2 separate regions of the Homo sapiens genome follow, and region 1 is linked to region 2. A link is a loop called in an ENCODE intact Hi-C map of the cell type or tissue named here. Cell type or tissue: endothelial cell of umbilical vein. All regions are shown on one strand. Each heading gives the region's core, and the rest is flanking DNA. Links, peaks and the distances in the headings are about the cores only.

What was found. Hi-C counts contacts between places; a loop is a spot of excess contacts. Peaks named below come from ENCODE experiments on the same cell type or tissue, not always from the same donor. Only the 100,000 strongest peaks of a DNase experiment are listed, where the experiment ranks them.
Region 1: a loop joins it to region 2, with 6 times the contacts of the local background. A loop is called at or near these places in 5 of 110 quality-filtered maps.

What each region holds. Positions count from the first base shown.
Region 1 is chr1:222,780,605-222,791,045 of GRCh38, reverse strand. No RefSeq gene overlaps it. Among named protein-coding and RNA genes, the nearest start is that of DISP1, 29 kb to the left of the region's middle. In endothelial cell of umbilical vein, for the core only: no CTCF peak of the experiment used is centred there; a DNase peak (open chromatin) is centred at 4,745; H3K27me3 peaks cover 334 bases.
Region 2 is chr1:222,460,260-222,471,455 of GRCh38, reverse strand. TRT-TGT2-1 (tRNA-Thr (anticodon TGT) 2-1) reads right to left here and starts at 6,451; the gene lies at 6,379-6,451. It also overlaps the pseudogene CICP13. RefSeq lists an enhancer at 904-1,405 and a silencer at 5,831-6,040. In endothelial cell of umbilical vein, for the core only: a CTCF peak has its summit at 5,955 (motif pointing left); DNase peaks (open chromatin) are centred at 5,835 and 6,365; H3K4me3 peaks cover 794 bases; H3K27ac peaks cover 458 bases; H3K27me3 peaks cover 572 bases.

The DNA.
Region 1 (10,441 bases), core at 601-8,600, 320 kb before region 2:
CCAACACTTATAGGGGTAGCCTGATCATCGTGCCTCCTTCAAGACACCAGTAGCAGCCAGTCCATCCCCACCATATCCAGAGGTCCAGGTCTCAGCCCCACAGGGCCTTTCCTCTGAGCTCAGAGACACTAACACTCCAAGGTCTGAGCTTTAGCTCTGCAAAGTTCTTCTTCCAAACTTATAAGTGTTTTCGCTTTGTTTAAATATTGGTAAACATGTAACATGAAACTTACCACCTTCACCATTTTTAGTGTGCAGTTCAGTGGTGTTAAGTACACCCACATTATTGTGCAGCCAATACCCAGAACTCATTTCATCTTGCAAAACTGAAACTCTATACCCATCAAGTAATGACTCCCCATTTCCTCTTCCCCCCCATATTAATCCATTTTTGCACTGCTGTAAAGAACTGCTTGAGACTGGGTAATTTATAAAGAAAAGAGGTTTAATTTACCTACAGTTCTGCATGGCGGAGGAGGCTTCAGGAAACTTACAATCGTGGTGGAGGAGGAAGGAGGCACGTCTTACATGGCAGCAGGCGAGAAAAGAGCAGGGGAAACTGCCACTTATAAAACCATCAGATCTTGTGATAACTCACTCACTATCACAAGAACAGCATGGGGGAGACTGCCTTCATAATCCAATCACCTCCCACCAGGTCCCTCCTCCACACGTGGGGATTACAGTTAGAAATGAGATTTGGGTGGGGACACAGAGCCAAACCATATCACTCCCACAGGCCCCTGGCAACCACCATTTCTGTTTTCTGTTTCTATGATTTTGACTACTCTAAGTACCTCACATAAGTTGAGTCATACAATATTTGTCTATTTGTCCCTGGCTTATTTCATTTAGCATAATATCCTCAAGCTTCATCCACCTTATAGCATGTGTCAGAATTTACTCTCTTTTTGGAGTTGAACAATATTTCATTGTAGGTAATTAAAACGTTTATCCATGCATTCATTGATGGACACTTGGGTTACTTCCATCTTTTGGCTCTTGCAAATAGTGCCTCTATGAACATGGGTGACATAGTTTGGCTCTGTGTCCCCACCCAAATCTCATGTTGAATTGAAATTTTCGCTTGTCAGGAGAGGGGCCTGGTGGGAGGTGATTGGATCATGGGTGTGGATTTCCCCCTTGCTGTTCTCATCATAGTGTTCTCACAAAATCAAAAAATTTTAAAACACAAAATAGTTTAAAAGTATGGCACTTCCCCCTTCTCTCTCTCTCTCCTACCACCATGTGAAGACCTGTCTTGGTTCCGTTTTGCCTTCTGCCATGATTGCAAGTTTCCTGAGGCCTCCCCAGCCATGCGGAACTGTGAGTCAATTAAACCTCTTTTCTTCATAAATTACCCAGTCTCAGGCAGTTCTTCATAGCAGTGTGAGAATACAATGTGTGTACAAATATCTCTGAGTCTCTGCTTACAGTTCTTTGGAATATATATCTAGCAGTGGAACTGCTACATACTAGGTAATTCTATTATATATTTTTTGAGAAACTGCCATACTGCTCCATACTTCCAAGTTTTAATAAGTCCATATTCTTCTATTAGTTTCCTAAGCTCTAGGGAACAAAGCTTCTCCCTGAAGCTGCTTCCTTTCTGATACCTTAGTTATTTTTAGTTCTTTAATACCTATTTAATAGTTAGTTGTATTAAGTTGCTGCTCTTAAAATAACAGTTGTGATTAGTCTTTGCTGGAGATTAATTTTGTGGGAGGTAAACTTTACAAATTAATATTTAGTTATAGAGTATTCAGATTGCATTATGACTGGATTTGAGGAACAATTAATAGTATTCTGATTGGATTCAGATAGCTGTGTCCACTATTATGTGACAAATCAAGGACAGGCCCTTCAGCACATCCTCCAAGGGCTTCTCATGCACTGGGCCACTCCCACTTGGCCCCAGATCAGTTTTCCAGCCATATTCTTCATTCACCCTACCTTCTGCTCCAATGAGACCTCTTCCCATTCTCCCCACAAAGTCTTCAGCCTGCTCACCCTATTTCCTCCTCTTACATAGGAACAGCAGAACAGATGACTGGGTGCACCTGTTAGGTGCTGGACACTGCGGTAAGTGCTCTCATGCATGTCATTTCATTTTTTACTCAGAGCAACCTTGTGTCTTAGTATGTTCGGTCTATTATAACAAATACCATAAACTAGGTGGCTTATAAACAGAAATTTATTTCTTGCAGTTCCAGAGACTAGAAGTCCAAGATCAAGGTGCCAGTAGATTTGGTGTCTGGTGAGGACCTGCTTTCTGGTTCATAGTACAGCACCTCCTGACTGTGTCATGATGAAAGGGGCAAGGAAGCTTCCTTGGGCCTCTGTTGTAAGGGCATTAATCCCATTCATGAGGGCTCTGCCCCAGTGACTCATCACCTCCCCAAAAGCTCCACCTCCTAATATTATCACCTTGGGGATTGGGATTTCAACATACAAATTTATCAGGGGACAGAAACATTCAGACGATAGCACCTTGTGTCATCATTTTCCTAATTTTAGTCATAAGAGAATTAAAACTCAGAGAGGTTAAGTGACTTTCCTATAGTCACACAGCTAATTAGTTTGACAGCCAAGATTCCAGCAGCCTTAATATCTTTTTCCAGTGCTATCTATTTGTCAAAACCCTATCTAGTTTTCAACACTCTGGGAACATTCCACCTGCTCCATTAAGCCTTTGCCAGTCCTTCTATGTGGAATAAAATCTTCATTTTTCCGTTCACCAATAGCACTGTGTCTGAACCATTTTTAGAGGTGTTACAACATCATCTTACTTAGATGGAGTTTCTGTTTACTATATTTTTGTCTCCTTGAGGGCAGGCATCATGCCTTCTTCATCTTCACACTCCCACCACTGGAACTGAGCAGAGTGCCTTGTATATTATAGTACCCAATAAATGTTGATGAGCTTGAACCTCTAGGGATTACTTAGGGAGATTTGCACCACCAGGATTCATCTGTTTGGAAAATGGCTAGTTGGTTACCCTGTGACCCAGTGTTTGACTCTTCGGGTTTTGTAGGAGTCCGTATCAGTACAGTCAGACATTCCTTTTCAAGTGCTGCAAACATATGCTGTTCACAAAGCTCACTGGAGGATCTCACATCTGAAATAACCTCCCTCAGCTGTGGGGCCACACCCGGGGTTTGGCTGCCTTGAAGTGGGAGGCGTAAGGCAAATAATAGTGTTTAAGTCATTTGTTTTGTGTGGTTTCTATGTTTATTGGGATTCACTTGACCAGCCAATGTGGAATATTATATGTATAACATACATTATAATGACTATTGTTTATCTCCTTATGTGCAGCTACGGAGGACTTTGAAGGGATGTGAAAAAAGTGCTTAGATACTGTTTCAGGGGCATCCAGGACAAAGCCATGATTAATATCAAAGCATCATGCCCTCTACAAGGGCGTCCTGAGGAGGACGGCAAGTAGAGCACACCTGGCCTCCACACACCAGGCCATGTGCCCATGGGTGGTATCCTTCCAACGGGGTGCCTTTTTCTCATTCATACAGAGGCACTGAAGGGTCTGGTGGAAGGGCCCTATGACCACTCCATCTGATGAAGCTTTCCCCTAATTGCCAATGGTTCCTAAAGTTTAGTCCTTGGTCCACGTGCATCGGAATTCCCTGAGTCACTTACATCAAGAGATCCCTGGACCTTCTTGATGAAAACCTCTTAGGGAGACCAGGAATTTGTATTTTCAGCAAGTCCCCTTGGATGATTCCAATGCATAGTCAGACCTGTGGATGCAGGTGTGTTGGCCATCTCTTACCCAGTTTTTTGTACTGCTATTTGGCCCTTTGTGCATTTTAGACTTGCCTCCCTATTGAGAGCATAACTCCTGGAGGGTGGATATTCCACCATGTAGTACATAGCCACTGAGCACCTCACATGAAACAGGGTGTCAAGGAATGCATAAACTACGAGGGGCCCAATTCCTCAACAACAGGAGTTCATGCAACATGTAGATGTCCATTTGATAAATACTGCTTGAACACTTACTATGGGCTGGTGCTGTGCCAGGGACTGAGGAGACATAGCTCTACCCACATGGTTTCTACCGTCTGGGCTACAGACAAATAAACGGGCAATTACAATAGATTGTGGCAGCGTAGAAAGGAGAAGGGATGAGTGATGGGAGCCAGGGGAGAAGCAGCTTAGGCTTCGGAGGCCAGAGGTGCTCAGAGAATGCATCATGGGGAATCCTGGGAGTGAAAGGGTAGAAATCGTCATCTGGGCAGAAGAAACATGAGCGACAGCCTAGAGGTCAAAGAGAACTTCATTTGTTAAGGGAGGCTGGAGAGTAGGTTTTAAGGAGGGGATAAGGTTGGAGAGATAAACAGAAGCCAGCTCATGAAGGGCCTTGCATGCCACGGTAGGTAGAGTGGAGGTGGCCTTGGCATTAAGTGCAAATGTCCCTCCAGCACAGCAGACCTTTTATGTAGGAGCAAGTTTGGAACCAATGTCCTACAGCTTGAAGATTCCTGGCTCATCTGCTCAGGGTTAAAGGAAGAACATTGCTTTCCCCAGGAGGACTTCCAGACTGGCAATCGCCTCTCTCTGTTATGTCAGTCATGTTCCTTCCATCCCTCAGTGCTTGTGGGGGGTTAGGGGGCAGAATATTAATGTACAGGCTTGGCTAGGAAACAGTCCCCTGCATAGGGTAAGGAAGATATATTGCAGATTTAAGGGAATTGTTCAGTCTAGGAATTGGAAGAGCTGAGGAATGCAGTCTTGGCCCAGGACCAAGAATACCAGGTGCTGAAACAATAGGGAAATTTAGATTAGGCTCTGCATGAGAAGACATTACTAAATCAATGTTAAATATTATGGTGATGTGGAAGATTACCTTTATTCTTAGGAGATAGTTGCTGAAGTATTTAGGGGAAAATTGTCATGATATCTGCAACTGACACACACATACCCCCCCATATATATACACACATAGACACATATATCTATTAATATATCTATATACATGCACACATATATACATATATATATGAAAGCAAATGTGACAAAATGTTAACAATTGGTTAACTGAAATAGAAGGCACCTCTATAGATGTGTGTGCTAGAATACCTGTATGTGCTATTCTTTCAACTTTTGTGTAGGTTTGATATTTTTGAAAATAAAAAATTGGGGGAAGAAGAGAAGAAAAGACTGTCAAATATCTGGCACAATTCAGTTCTCAGACCTCAAGTTTCCTGTCTGTTTCTCTGAGATGATGGCAGTGCAAGATTTTCAATCCAGTGTATTGACGGCAGGCTTACTTCAGCACTTTGGAGCTCCCAGAGTATATAAGATCTTGAAGATTTGTTTCGAAGTTGCAAAAATCCTATTTCTTTCCTTCCTCAAAATCAAAACACACATGCTAAAAGACTTAAGAAATTGTTTTGCATGCTCTGCAAGATTCTGTTGCTTTTTGTGTTGGCAAAGGATTTACACAAACAACCTAGTCAGCATTCATTTTTAAAATACCACACACAAAATACAAAGAATGTATCATTGTTTACGTTATACCTTTCTTGGGATTTTGGTATTAAACTACCAATTGAATTCTCATTTTAGGCACTCATGATCTGTGCTGCTTTAAATAATTCAAGCACAAATGTATCATCTGTTCCCACTATATTCCTCACTCCAGAGATTTATAAAGTGTGTTTTTAGGTGATTGCATATGGACTTAAGAAATATAGCAAGGGGTTCTTTTGAGAGAAGAAGAAAATGACTTATAACTAGTGAATGCAATAAATGACATGAGAATAGGTATAATTAGCAAAGGAAAGCTGTATGCTTGAACAGTTTGCTCTGAGCTTCAACAAGTGGCACATGATATGCAATCTTCAGGGAAGTGGTTTTTCAGGAAAACTCAATCTGATCAGAAATCTCTCAGTCCACTTATCTTTTACCATCTATTTGTTCTGTAAGCATGTTTGGCAATATTCCTAAAGAAACAGAGCATGACCCGTTTTTCTAAGGAGATGTTATCACACATAATTCACTCCCCATATTTCCACTGGATGTAAACCATTGTACATTTCAGTGCAGTGAAATCGTTCTGTCAGTGCTCTTCAAACTTTTTAACCTTTACCCAGAGAAAGAAATACATTTCCACAGAGACCCAGTACACACACACAGCTATAAAATCAAAACAAGAATTTCATGGAACTACTTTACTACCTGCTTTCTGATACTTTCTTTTTTATTCCACTTCATTTTTTTTAAAACAAATGGATGTTTGAGACTTATTTAATCAATTTCAAAACGTTTTGGTTCTGACCTTGAGTTTGAGGAACTCTGAAATAGAGGACTACCTTTTCAGACACATCTTTCCGATGGAGAAATAAAACACAGAAATGGAAAAGAATAGGACAATTGTAGGTTCTTCACTCCACAGAGGTTTGGACAAAGAGCTAATGTCTGATAATTCAACAAAGAAAGTTCTCAGTACTGTGCGTTCTGCCTGGCACATGATAGGCACTTAACAAATGCTAATCAGTGTCTGCAGTAATAGCATTTCCTACTTGATGTTCAGAGCACAAATCCTGATAGTCTGCTTTTCTTTTATATCTTGTTTCTTAGCCTCTCCTCTGCATTGTCAGTGTTAGATACTACCATAGGCAGTAGTTCTGTTCTATTTTTTTTTTCTTCACACAATCAAAGATCCTAGAACTGAGATTTAAAATATGAAAAAGGATCTGTTGGCTCATCAGCCAAAAGAGAAAGTCTTTCTTTACTTTTCAGAGAGAGGAAGGAATTATGATTCCCAAGTCCAATTTAATTCTCCACAGATACACTGGAAATTAGCGTCTAGCCAATAACACTAAAATTTACTGCTTTGTCTCCCTTTCTTCTGGAGACATATGGAGAATGCTGTCCAAGAACAGCCTTCACTGGATGGGGCATTTGGACACTGAAACCTCCTATTTTTGATACCCTGGAAAGACAGTCATGAGACCTCTAAGAAGGCAAAATGGCATCAAAGACTCATGCCCTATTCTTTCCTGACGCCAACCCTGTGGGTACTTCAGCAACACAATTAGGTGGGAAATTGCTAAGCATATTCCAGCAGGACTCCAGATTGCTTAGTCCACCTCCACTAGGTTTCCAAGATTTCACCAGCTCTTCCCTATTCCAACTAACCCCACCACTGCTGAGGGCCCCAAGGAAAACAAGAAACTCTGTGGCTAGAGACTCCTGTCCCACTTTGTTTTGCCAATCCCAGTTCCAGGGAACTGGAAACTCTTACTGCTGGTCTCCACCGTGCTTTGGATAGATAAGATTCCGCTCTCCATTGGGCATTGTCACCGTCTCTGCTCATCACTCCCAGAGCTGTGATCATCAAGTTATCCAAGTCAGACTGAGTTTTGGTCTCTTTCTTCAAAAAACCTTGTAGAATTAAATCATTTTTATATGTTGCAGTATTTTGATATATTTCCCCATCATGTTCCTTAGTATTTCTCTCTTGAATGACTCATTATAATTATAAATGTTATATAACAAAAAAATGAAAAACCGTATAATGGTCAAAATCACTGTACCCATCAACGTTCACCTAAGTGATACCTGACACAGAGTAAGCATGTGTGCACACATTCATCTAACTTAAACATCTGTGGATGCTCCTGTGACTGCTTAAAGGCACTCAAGCTATTCTCTTTCAAAAAAATGAGAAAGTGTTCCCTCTTCCTCAGTTTTTTTGGAAGAATGTGAGAAGGATTGGCATGAATTATTTAAGAATTTGATAGATTGCCACCATGAAACCATCTGGTCCTAGGCTTTTCCTTGTTGGGAGATTTTCTGATTCAGTCTCCTTACTCATTATTGGTCAGTTCAGATTTTCCATTTCTTTATGATTCAGTCTTGGTAGACTGCATATTTTTAGGAATTTGTTCATTTCTTCTAAGTTATCTAATTTTTTGGTGTATAATTGTTCATAGTAGTCTCCTATGATCCTTTGTATTTTTGTGGTTTCAGTTATAATGCCTTGTCTTTCACTGATAATTACATTTATTTCAGTATTTTTTTTTCTTGGTTAGTCTAGCTAAAGATTTGCCAAATTTTTTTCCATCTTTTTAAAAAACCAACTCTTAGTTCGTTGATAATTTGTATTGTCTTTCTAATCTCTATTTTATTTCTTTCTTTTTCTTTTTTTTTTTTTTTGTAGGAGTCTCACTCCATCACCCAGGGTGGAAGTGCAGTGGTATGATCTCGGCTCACTGCAACCTCCGCCTCCTGGGTTCAAGCAATTCTCATGCCTCAGCCTCCCAAGTAGCTGGGACTACAGGTGCATGCCACCACTCCTGGCTAATTTTTGTATTTATAGTAGAGATGGGGTTTCGCCATGTTGGCCATGCTGGTCTTGAATTCCTGACCTCAGGTGATACGCCTGTCTCGGCCTCGCAAAGTGCTGAGATTACAGGTATGAGCCACCGCACCCGGACTATTTCATTTATTTCCGCTCTAATATTTATTTCCTACCTTCTGCTGACTTGAGCTTAGTTTGTTTTTCCAGTTCCTTGAGGTGTGAAGTTAGGTTATTTACTTGGTGTCTGTCTTTTTCCTTAATGTAGGCATTTATCACCACAGACTTTCCTCTTAGCACCGCTTTTGCCCCATCCCATAAGTTTTGGTATGTTGTGTTCAATTTTCATTTGTTTCAAGACACTTTTTGAGTTTCTTTTGTTTTCTTCTTTGATCCATTGGTTGTTCAGGAGTGTATTGTTTAATTTTATGTATTTGTGAATTTTCTAAAATTCTTCCTATTGTCAATTTTTAGTTTTGTAACATTTCGATCAGAAAAGATACTTGATATGATTTCAATCTTCTTAGATTTAAGACTGGTTTTGTGGCCCAACGTGTGATCTACCCTGGAGTAGGTACTGTGTGCTCCTGAGAAGAATGTGTGTTTGCTTCTGTTGAATGGATTGTTCTGTCTATGTTTGGTAGGTTGATTTGTCTATAGTTTTATTCACATCTGCTATTTCATTACTAATCTTCTCTCTAGATGATCTATCCATTGTTGAATGTGGGTGATTGAAGTCCCTTATTATTATTGCATTGCTGTCTGTTTCTCTTTCTAGTTCTGTTAATATTTGCTTTACATATTTAGGTGCTCCAATGTTAGGTGCATATGTATTTACAATTGTTATACCCTCCTGATGAATTGACCTCTTATCATCATATTGTGATCTTCTTTGTCTTTTGTGACAGATTTTGTTTATTTTTTATTTATTTGTTTTTTTCAAGATAACGTCTGGCTCTGTTGCCAAGGCTGGAGTGCAGTGGCATAATCTTGGTTCACTGCAACCTCTGCCTCCTGGGCTTAAGCCATCCTCCCACCTCAGCCTCTCAAGTAGCTGGGACTACAGGCACACACCAACATGCCTGGCTAATTTTTGTATTTTTTGTAGAGATGGAGTTTTGCCATGTTGCTCAGGCTGGTCTTGAACTCATGTGCTCGAGTGAACCGCTCACCTAAGCCTCCCAAAGTGCTAGCATTCAAGGCATGAGCCACAGCACCTGACCTCTTGTGACAGATTTTGACTAAAAGTCTAGTTTGTTTAATATAAATATAGCTACCCCTGCTCTCTTTTGGTTTCCGTTTGCATGGAGTATCTCTTTCCACCCCTACACTTTCAGTCTGTGTGCCCTTGAGACTAAAATGAATCTCTTGTAGTTAGCATATTATTGGATCTTGTTTATTAATCCATTCGGCCTCTCTGTGTCTTTTGATTAGCAAATGTAATCCATTTATATTTAGAGTAATTATTAATAAGTAAGGGCATACTGTTGCCATTTTGTTAATTGTTTTCTGACTGTTTTGGATATGTCAACAAAAGCACTAGCGACAAAAGCAAAAATAAACATATGGGACTATATCAAACTGAAAAGCTACTGAACAGCAAATGAAATAATCAACACAATGAAAATGCAACCTGTGAAATGGGAGAAAACATATGCAAACTATATATCTGATAAAGGGTTAATATCAAAATGTACAACAAACTCCATAGCAAAAAAATAAGTAACCCAATTAAAAAATGGGCAAAAGACCTAAATAGGCATTTTTCCAAAGATGACACACAGATTGCCAACAGATATATAAAGAAGTGCTCAAAATCACTAATCACCAGAGAATTCTAATTAAAACCACAATGAGATATCACCTCACATCTCTTAGGATGGCTATTATCAAAAAGAAAAAAGATAACAAGTGTTGACAAGGGCATGAAGAAAAGGGAACCTTGTATACTGTTGGTGGAAATACCAATTGGTACAACTATTATGGAAAACAGTATGGAGGTTCCTCAAAAAATTAAAAATAGAACTACCATATGATCAAGCAATCCCACTTCTGGGTATATATCCAAATGAAATGAAATCAGTATCTTGAAGAGATATCTATATCCCCATATT
Region 2 (11,196 bases), core at 1,303-9,302:
GGCTCGGAGGAGGGAAACTGCCCAGCTTTCCCCTGGCACAGCTGCAGGGGTAGGGGGTATAGATAAGAGGAGCAGGCCTTGGCCAGGCGTGGTGGCTCACGCCTGTAATCCCAGCACTTTGGGAGGTGGAGGCAGGCGGATCACGATGTCAGGAGATCGAAATCAGCCTGGCCAAGATGATGAAGCCCCGTCTGTACTAAAAATACAAAAATTAGCCGGACGTGGTAGCGTGCACCTGTAATCCTAGCTACCTGGAAGGCTGAGGCAGGAGAATGGCGGGAACCCGGCGGGAAGAGGTTGCAGTGAGCCAAGATTGCACCACTGCATTCCAGCCTGGGCGACAGAGGAAGACTCGGTCTCAAAAAAAAAAAAAAAAAAAAAAAGAGGCAGGCCTTATTCCATCCCAAACTGAAAGGATTAAATGGCTTTACCTGGGAGAAGATAACCATCCTGCCCTCCATTGCTACCCCCACATACTGTCCATGTTCTCAGGGGATACTGTGAGTCCTGGGATCTTCTTTGGGGTCGCCCACCTGCCTGTGGTAGTTATGGAGACCCCCAGGTGTTGAGGCAGGGCTGGGGTGTCCCCTTCCAACCAGGCTGTCAAGGCCCCAACTCTGGGGCAGAGCAGTGGCAGGGCAGCCAGGGTTGCGCCAGAGCCTGAGCAGGGTGAGGTGGGGTCAGGCAGGGCTGGGAGTCAGGGCAGGGGCAGCAGCAGTGGACCCGCTATGCACACATCTTCTTCTCCAACGTTTGTGTGCAGAACATCCTGCCCATGCTGCCCCAGCAGCTTCAGTTGGCACCTGCCCCAGTCCAGCCTCTGGGAACCATGCAGCGGCCCCCAGCGGCCCTGCACCCACCACCAGCATCCGTTTCACCTGCAGTTGAAGATCCGTGAGGTGCCCAGAAGATCATGCAGTCATCAGTCCCACGGAGCAGCCCGTGAGGCTGAGGCTCCTCCCACTGGACCGCCCCCCAACTGGCACCACTGCTGCCCCGCCCCTACTCTCAGCCTCACGTGACTCTCGGGCAGAGGCAGTGGTGGGGCAGCCAGGGCAGCGTCAAGAGTCTGAGCCAGGTGAGGTCCGGTCAGGACCCCCACAGGGCTGGGAGTCAGGGCAGGGGCAGAACAAACCTTGGAGGGGAAGATGTGTGCATAGTGGGCCTGGAGGGCAACTGTGGCCTAGTGGACAGGAAGAAGCAGTGGGCCTGGAAGAGCTGCATGATCAGGGCCGGCACTGGTCCAGGGCGCGTGCAGTGAAGAGGACAGCGCCTTCTCGGTCTCCGGTTCCCTGAGCCTGTCCTCGGCTTCTCCACCTGTACAGGCAAAGGGGAAGCTGTCCCCATCACACATGGCACACTTGGGGGTGTTGGGCTTTGGACTGCAGCTGGAGCATCTTCTCATCTTGCATCTGGGCGTGGTGGGGTCCTCCAGTGTGGGGGAATCCATGTCCGTGGGGTTCCCTCTGCCCTGACCCTGAAAGCCCAGTCAGTTTCTCTTCAGGCTCTGCCCCCCCGGGTGGCTCAGCCCAGCTCCTGCCTAGGAAAGCCTTAGTGTTGGGAGGGACCCTGATGACTGAGGAGCCTGGTAGCTCCAGGTCGCCCACACTTTCTGGTCTCTTGCACCAGAAGGTGGCAGGATCCATTGGGAGGAAACAGGTCACCTTGGAAGGCGTCCCTGGGCCCCCATCCCCAGGGGTAGGGGTCATAGGGGGCCCGCTCTGCTGCCTTGACCAGACTCCTGGGCTTTGAAGGCTCCTGGGCCCAGTAAGAAGGAGGTGGGTGCCAAGGTTGAGGAGGAAGCATCCGAGTATGTGTAGGAGGAGGACAGGGTGGGACCATAGACTTTGCCAAAAGCTGCAGGTGGATCGGGGGACCCTGGGGGCTCAGGATCCAGCAAGGGGCGGCAGGAGTAAAGGAGGAAGGAATGACAGGTGCAAATACCTTCCCACCAAAGCCCTTGTTGCCCTCTGGCTCCTCCCCAGAGTTGTCCCCACTCTCAGTCGGTCACCCACTCCTTGAACTTGAGATCGGTGTCAGTGGTGCTAAAGCCATCATCAGCAATGACATCATCACCCCCTCCTCCTCATGGATGACCGTGTGCTCCTCGTCACTCGCTATGTCCTCACTGGCCATGTGCTGGGAATGAGCAGCTCAGGTGGGCAGCAGCAGGGCTGCCCACGGGTCACCTCCCTCACCAGGGGCTGCAAAGTGGCCTGGAGCTCCATGCTGAGTAGAAGGCTTTGGGCCAGAGTATGATGCAGTGCCAGACACCACCTGTGTCAGTTCCCGTAGTGCCTGACGGTCTATTTCCCTGCCGTCCAGGCTGTGTACCCCGCTGTGGGAGAAGGCTTGGGCCAGGCTGAGCCAGGTTTCCTGACTGTGTGCAGCCGTTCTGCCCCACAGAAGCTGCTCCTTGGTATCCGAGCTCTGGAGTGTTTGGGCTGCAACTGACAGGAGTTCAGAGGACACCCCAGGGGCAGTGGCAGTGCCTGTCTCTGATATGCTCCGCTCCCACGAGCCCTTGTTACACTCCTGCTAGCCCCTGGCTTGTGGGCTTGGCCTCTGAGCTGGACTTCTTTCGGTCCTTGTTGCAAGTGGGCCACCTTCACCTGGAAGGCCAGGTCGTGGTATTTCTGCGTCTCATTGGGCCCCAGGGTGTACCACCGCTCGCTCAGCATCTGGCTGATGGTCCGGTTATAGTGGTTGGGGTGACCCTGGTGCGCCCTGCCAGGGCCTGGTGCCGCTTGCTGAAGATCATGACCGGCACTCATGGGCCACCGGATGTGGTCCTTGTCCCATTTGTTGGGGCTGCGTCCATCCTTCTCAGAAGATGAGTCCTGTTCCTTGCGCAGGCACTGAGGGACTGGGCCTGACATCATCTGAGTGGTAGAGGCAACTGGGTGTCAGGAGACATGATGGAGAGGAAAGCATCATCATGGTCATTCTCTGTGTCACTGTCCAGCAGGGACTCCCCTGAGGGGCCCAGGGCTCCTCCTCTGTGGTGGGAGGTGAGCTTTTACCAGGTTCCACCACCCCCAAAGTGTGTGGGGTTGCGGGCCCTGGGCTTTCAGGGCAGGTGGCTCCAGGGGGCCGCCCAGGGTCAACACTCCCTGTCCCACCTGGTGGACGCTTATGAGCAACAGCTGCCAACTTGGCAGGTTGTTTTCTCTGGTTGGAGGCCACTGAGTGACTGGCAGGTTGCTGGGCCTCATGTGGCTGCAGGGAGGGGTCAGGAAGGGGATGGAGTACCAGGGGAACACGGCCACAGAGTGACCTTCCACATTCCTCCACACGAACATGCTGACGCCACGGGAGGCCTCACTGAACGCAGGCCTGGGGGCCGAGTTATAATTGGGCATACTCTGGATAGATTTTTTTTTAAAGACTTAGAAGCAGGTTCCATGTTTTTACTTTAGGTAACCTTACCTAACAAGAATCCATCAAACCTCTGATTCTTTTTATCTTGTTCTGTCTTTATGGAAGATGCTAAACACCAGTCATCGTGTTCTGCAGATCATTTTTTTGGATCATCTTTAAGTCTTCTTCCTTCGCCTTTTTCATAGTTTTATTTTTCCTTGCCTACCTTTGTAGTGCTTATGAATACTCTCTAGAATCGAAATGAACTTCAGAGTCTAACCAACTTGATATTTCACACTTTTAGCTTCTCCTCCGATGAAGACAGCAACTTAAAGGTGGAGGGGATTAACCCAGGGTTGTTTTGTTGAAAGAGCTGAAAACCCCAGGCCAGTTTGAGGAGATTGGATCTAACCTCTGGACTAAATGTTTGAGCCATTCTGCTTTCTTTACTCATACGGTCTTTCTTCAAATACATGTGGCAAAAATACAGTCTGGACTGGAAGTGTTTGAGCTGGGGGAAAGTGCTCAAAATTCATGTATCAACTTAAAGGACCACACGCACCAAATTCAAGGCATTTGAAGCACTGGTTTTGCATTGGTGGGTAGTGCGTGGGTCTAGAACGGGAAACTGAATGGGACCTCTCAAATGTTGGAAAGGTCGGGGAGAGGCAGAGTGTTTTTCTCTAGCAAGTGGCTTTATTTTCTGGAAGGATGCCTGATGGTGCTGGTGAGTCTTCCTGGAAGGGTCTAGGACTGTTAGAAAACAATCTCTAGGACATAGAAAAGCCAAAATGTATTCCTTTTCCTTACAGCCTAAGGTGTTGAAAAGTTTGGAAAGTTGAAAAATACACACATGCAGGTACTTGCTCTTTCTAGAGATCAGCCAATGTCAGGGGAAGGGAGAGGAATGATGACGACTAGCAATGACTGGAGGGAGATGGGATTAGAGCGCTTCAAAAACCTCTCTTTCTTACTACTTTGTTACTTGATGACCAAGTAACTCAGAGTAAGTAGTCCTGGTACTAAGGTATTCAAGGATCCGAAATGGCTTTGCTAAAAGGCATTCGGTGTGTTAGTAAAGGGCTAATACTTTTGCGATAATATGGGTATTTGTCTTGCATCAGTGGGTCCTATGTCCTCAAGGCACTGTGAACACTTCACCTTCACAGCATTGCTCCAGTAGATATCCTGACCACAGAGGGACAAAATAATTAACAAAATATGAGGGTGTTGAGTGTGTTTTCCTAGATCTAAAATACTGCAAGCCAAAACAGTCTTACAGTTGCCAAAAGCGAACTCAGTTTAAGAAACACATTCCCTGTAGTGGTTCACACCTGTAATCTCTGCACTTTGGGAGGCCGTGGCAGGTGGATCACTTAAAGCCAGGCATTCGAGACCAGCCCGGCCAACATGGCAAAATCCTGTCTACTAAAAATGCAAAAAATTAGCTGGGCATGGTGGCAGGCACCTGTAATCCCAGCTATTTGGGAGGCTGAGGCAAGAGAATTGCTTGAACCTGGGAGGTGGAGGTTGCAGTGAGCTGAAATCACGCCACTGCACTCAACCCTGGGCGACAGAGGGAGACTCCCTTTCAAAAAAAAACAAAAAAACAAACAAAAAACAATAACAACAACAAAGAAAAAGAAAAAAAAAGGAAATACATTCCCTTGCTTTGTAGAGCTTGTTGGGGAGATATTTAATTTCATTTCAACGAAGGTTGTGCTTACTGCTTGTCAGGCACAGTACTGACTCCGGGGAGACCCAGAGATGAAAGAGACTTTCTCTGGCTATTACAGTTTACTTAGTGGGAGCCAGATTAAGAATTAACTTAAACACAAGGTCAGAGGACTCTGGGTCCCTAACCTGCACCATCTAACAGAAAGATAAATGAAAGCTGCAGATGGGGGCCACAAATGTAACCTAAAATTTTCTAATAGGCACATTAAAAAAATAGTTAATTGTAATTATACAATTATTTTTATAATTATTTTAATTATACTATATTTTATATAATCCAATATATCCAAAATATTATTTCAACATGGAATCAATTCAAAAATTACTAGTGAGATGGCTTACATCCTGTTTCGGTTTCAAGTCTTTTAAATCTCATGTGTATTTTACTCTTTCAGGACATGGCCATTTGGTCTAGCCACATTTCAAGCACCCAGCGGCCACACGCGGCTTGTGGCGACCTCACACACAGTCCTTTATCAAGCTCTGGCCCTCAGATCTGGGAAAAGAAATCCTGGGTTGGAAAAATTCATGTGTTCAGAAAAAAGGCTCTTGGCACTTTCCTCTGGTGACTCTGTAGTCACGCGCCATTGAGGAATTCAGAGAAAACACGGAGAGTCAGAAAGGCTGCAAACACTGGCTTCCCAAGCAACCCGGGACTATTTTGGGGAGTAGCCTCGGAAGGGGCAGGACATTGGAGCCAGGCCGGGCTATGGGGCCTGGGCTGCCACGTGTCAGCCACAGAAACGGCTAGCATTCGGGCCACGCTGGCGGCGCTCTCGGCCCCGGCGGGGCGTGGAGAAGCGCAGCCGCTAGCCTCCGGTGAGGCGATGGGGAGCGGTGCCACAGCGCCGCCCGCCGGCCACGCGCCGTAACTGCAGGCGCAGCGCCGCTTCGGCCTGTCCTGTTAGCCAGCAGCCGAGTTGACGGCCAAGGCCGCCGCCTCCAGCTGGTTTTAATTGAGGGGATGGTGCCTGTGTGCAGGACGTTGAATACGAGCCCATGGAGCCTCCAATTCCAGTACTCCGGCCTGCAGGTCCAGGTAATACTGGGGCTGCCGGGCCAGTTTCCCCCTCCTCCTGCCCTTGCCTGCTTTTTGTTGGGGGACTAGGATTTTGTCTTCTGGGTCACTTCTAAAGCACGTTAAGGATGGTCATCATTTGTATTTCAGGAGAACTAATGTTTAGCTCTGCTAGGAGTAACATTTTCGGAAATCACGTTTTCCATTTTGGACTCTATTCTGTATTTAAATGCTATGGATTAAAATAAAAGTAAGCCAACAGGAGGCCCCAGCGAGGATCGAACTCGCGACCCCTGGTTTACAAGACCAGTGCTCTAACCACTGAGCTATGGAGCCCACGTGAGGCGTTGTTTTCAGGAATTCACAGATCTTACCAACAACATTGGTTTATATGGCGGTCCGTGAGAATTTGACCCCATGTGTGTATTATCAATGGTACTTATAAAAGGCTATGAAATGCCAAAGAAAAATGCTTACAACATGATGATAAGTGGAAAACACTGAAGCCTCAAATCATATGTTTGTGATTACAATACACTAAATCATACCTAACTTATGCATACAGACAAGGGCTGGGAGGGAAAGTGCAAAAATGAAATGGTGTTCTGGTCATATTTTCAGTGGTATGTTTACTCTCAATAAATCTTTCAATCTTGCTTCCTTGATAAATTGTATCAAGTTTGGTACTTTCAGGGAAGTGGGAAGTTATGGGGGTGTCTTTGTTCTCATAAACTAAGTTACTGGTTTTGGATGAATTAATTGCTTCAACACATATTTACTGAGTACTCAAATAATGCTAGATGAGGCAGAGTGAACAAGCAAAGCTCTGCCTCTGCTGCTTTGTTTGTTTTTCTTTTTTCTTTCTTTCTTCCTTTTTTTTTTTTTTTAGACAGAGTCTCGCACTGTTGCCTGGGCTGGAGTGCTATGGTGTGATCTTGGCTCACTGCAACCTCTGCCTCCCAGGTTCAAGCCATTCTCCTGCCTCAGCCTCCCAAGTAGCTGGGACCACAGGTGTGCACCACCACGCCCAGCTAATTTTTGTGGTTTTAGTAGAGACGGGGTTTCACCATATTGGCTAGGATGGTCTTGATCTCTTGACCTCGTGATCCGCCCACCTTGGCCTCCCAAGGTGCTGGGATTACAGGTGTGAGCCACCGCACCCGGTCCCTGTTTTTTTTTTTAATGGTCGGGATCACTATGCTTCATTCCCTTTTGATTAATGAACCATTTACTGAAGGAATGAAGTCATGGCCACAACATGATCCATTAGTGCATTAAAGAGAGAATGAAGATCATGCTCACCAAGTGGGCTGCAGGCATCTCTCCCTCATCTCCAAGCTTTGGCTTACATCCACTCTCTCAGTGAGAGCTGTCCTGATCCCCTGTTTACAGCTGCACCATCCTCCTTATTCTGCTCTTTTTACTCCATACTACTTAACCTTCTTTTGTAGTAGATAATGCGCTTATTGTTTTTTATTCTTCATGTATCTCTCCCTAATAGAATATCAGCTCTTTGAGGGCTAAGGCTTTGATCTGTTTTATTCACTGTTGTCTTCTCAACACCAGAATACTCTCTGGCTCATAGTAGATGCTCAACAAATGTTGAAATGAATGACATCTCTGATGATGCTCATTTAGTAAATTAAGAGAAAAGAGAAATCAGGGAAGTGCTTTGGGAGCTGTCTTCTCATCATTTTGCCTTATATTCACTTGCGTTGCCTCTCCGTCTACATTGGAATTTTGCATCACCCTTCGATTCTGCAGCTTATCTGGTTCTCTCCTTCTCCTGCTTCCCCGGCCCATTGCTCTGAGATTTACTGCCTGTCGTCCCTCCTCAGCTCCGGGAACCTTCAGTGCCTTCTCACTGTACTCTGGGTAAAGGTCAAACTCCTCAGTAATTTCATCTTTCATATACAAACTTTCCCTCCCTCTCAAGCTACCTGCAGGTACTTTCATCTCTCATCGCACATGGTTCCTTCCACCTGAAACATATAAGCCTGATTTTAATGTCTTATGTTGTCTTGGCAAGAGCCTTAGAGAGCTGGCTTATTTTCCATCTCAGAGGCGATTTTGAGGAGTGTATTAGTTTGCTAGGGCTGCTGTAACAAAATACCTCACACTAGGTGACTTAAACAACAGAACTGTATTATCTTCTAGCTCTGGAGGCTAGAAGTATGAAATCAAGGTGTTGATAGGGCTGGTTCCTTCTGAGGGCAGTGAAGGAAGGATCTCCTTGGCTTGTAGATGGCCATTTTCTCCTTGTGTCTCCTCACATCATCTTCCCTCTATGTATAGCTCTGTATCCAAATTTCTCCTTTTTATAAGGACACCAGTCAGATTGGGTTAGGGCCCACCCTACTGACCTCACTTTAACTTGATTACCTATGAAAAGACTCTTTCCAAATAAGGTCACATTCTTAGGGACTGGGTCTTAGGACTTCAACAAATGAATTTTGAATTTCCCTTCTTCCATTCCCTTGAGTTGGCACAGCACCACCCTCGACCCCTCCTCCCAATACTGATGCACGTTATCTCCCAGCAGCAGGAGGTAGCATGTGATAGACAAATGGAACCTCTCCTCTTTTCAATTCCAATTTCTGTACTGTAAGAAAAAGGACACAAAGTTAAATGGTAAGATGAAATAAAGATAAAGTAGACATCCTATAAAGACTGTAAAATGGAGGTGATAATTTTGGCCTCTCTGTTTCAGAGCATTTTGAGGGATTCAACACAATAGTGAACCTGAGAGTGCTAGGAAACTGTGAAATGCCAGAAACGAACATAAAAGGGAATGTTCTTCAAAGGTTGAGCATTTACTTCTGGTCTATGGTCAACCCTCAGCAGAAAACCACGTGGAGAGATTCCAGCTTCTGGCACTGCCAGGAGGGAAGGCATCCCACGGTCCAGTTTTGTTGGGAGGGAAAGGAGATGAAAACTAGTAAGTCCCAGCCACATCCCTCAGCTGTTTTGTGTGTTAAAGGGACTTCTTTTTGCCTTAAGAAGATAGTTGCTTTGCTTTCTCACCTCCTTCACCCTCATTCTGTCCTTTGTCCCCTGCCTACATCCTCTCCCCTTCCCCATAGAATCCCTGGTATCCCTGAGGTGGTGGGAAACAGAAGACAGCCCAGGAAGGCTCTCCCACCCACTTGGTGTAGGGGCTGTCTGGCTCTCCTCTGAGTCATTGTCCCACGTGCATCCTCTCCTCCTGGGAGCAGACCTTCTACTGTCCTGTCCAAAGTCAGACTCAAGGTCAGAGGGTATGAGGATGTAAGGGCCAGAAGGAACCTTTGAGCTTATCTAGTGCCAGAAAAAAGCTGCGACTTCATGAGAAGAAGGAACTTGAACTTCATCATGGGTGAAATGATGTGCTAGGAACATTTCTAATCTTTTCTACTAGCTATTTTGAAATATACAATACATTATTGATAATTATAGTCACCCTACTGTGCCATCGAACACTAGAACTTATTCCTTCTATCTAACTGTATGTTTGTACCCATTGACCAACTGTATTAGTCTGTTCTCATGCTGCTATACAGAGCTGCCCGAGACTGAGTAGTTTACAAAGGGAAGAGATTTGATTGACTCACTGTTCCACAGGGCTAGGGAGGCCTCAGGAATTTACAATCATGGCAGAAGGGGAAGCAAACAAGCAAACATGTCCTTCACATGGCAGCAGGAAGGAGGAGTGCCGAGCAAAACTGGGGAAAAGCCCCTTATAAAACTATTGGATCTCATGAGAACTCACTCACTATCACGAGAATAGCATGAGGGTAATCATCTCCATGATTCAGTGACCTCCCATGAGGTCCCTCCCCCAACACATGGGGATTATAATTTGGATTACAACTCAAGATGAGATTTGGGTGGGGACACAGAACCAGAGTATATCACCAACCTCTCTTCAGTCCCCCTTCCCAGCCTCTGAAAATTACTTAACTTTTGAAGCTCCTGTTCACCTGGGAAGTGGAGCTAGGAGGGTACACACTTTCAGGATATAATGTGCTGCTGGGTGCAAAGAGGTCAGCACAGGTCCAGCCTCACCTCCCTTCAGGGACTGCCCACCTGGACCTGTGCGGCCAGGTTCACTTTCCTGCCTGCCCTTCGATTATGGTAGAGGAGCTTTATCTCTCCCCAGTGAGAGCCCTCTTTTTTTTTTTTTTTTTTTTTTTTTTTTTTTTTTTTTTTTTTTTTTTTTTTATGAGACAGAGTCTTGCTCTTGTCGCCCAGGCTTGAGTGCAGTGGCATGATCTCAGCTCGCTGCAACCTCTGCCTCTGGGTTCAAGCAATTATCCTGCCTAAGCCTCCTGAGTAGCTGGGATTACAGATGCCTGCCACCATGCCCGGCTGATTTTTGTACTTTTAGTAAAGACGAGGTTTTGCCATGTTGGTCAGGCTGGCCTCAAACTTTTGACTACAGGTGATCTGCTCACCTCGGCCTCCCAAAGTGCTGGGATTACAGGCATGAGCCACCAAGCCTGGCCCAGTCCTCTCTTCCCTCTGAGGACCCCTGCAGGACCACTATGCCCTTTATCCCTGGGACACTCAACCTCTCATGCTCAACTGGATCCTTCCCGTCTGCTTCTGTGTCTCTCTCGTGGAAAATAAAATAAAATAAAATAAAAACTGCCCTTCAACTCCAGTGAGTTGTCCCCACACATTCACTCTGACCCTTACCTTTCACACATTCCACTTGCCCCATCTGTCTTCTGGCCCTACAGCTCCACCAAAATGACCCTCATTGGCACTAGGTAAGCTCTATGTGGGTGAAGCCTTGGTGTCTTGGCAGCACGTGGTGCCGATGACTGCTTTTCCTCCTAAAACTCTCTCTTCCACTGCCTTCCTGACCCATACATACCCCAAGGGCCTGCCCACCTCCCAGGAACCCACTTCTCAGCTTTGCAGACTCACCTTCCATGAGAGCAGAGGGTGAGCACACAAGGCCCTGGGGGCCAGCCTGCTCATGTCTCAGTTCTGGCTCTGCTCCGCCAGTTTGGGGATTAAGTGATCAGCCAATCCTGATGCGGTCTCTGCTCTAGCCAAGCATACAGACTAGTAGGAAAACAGACATTATTCAGAAA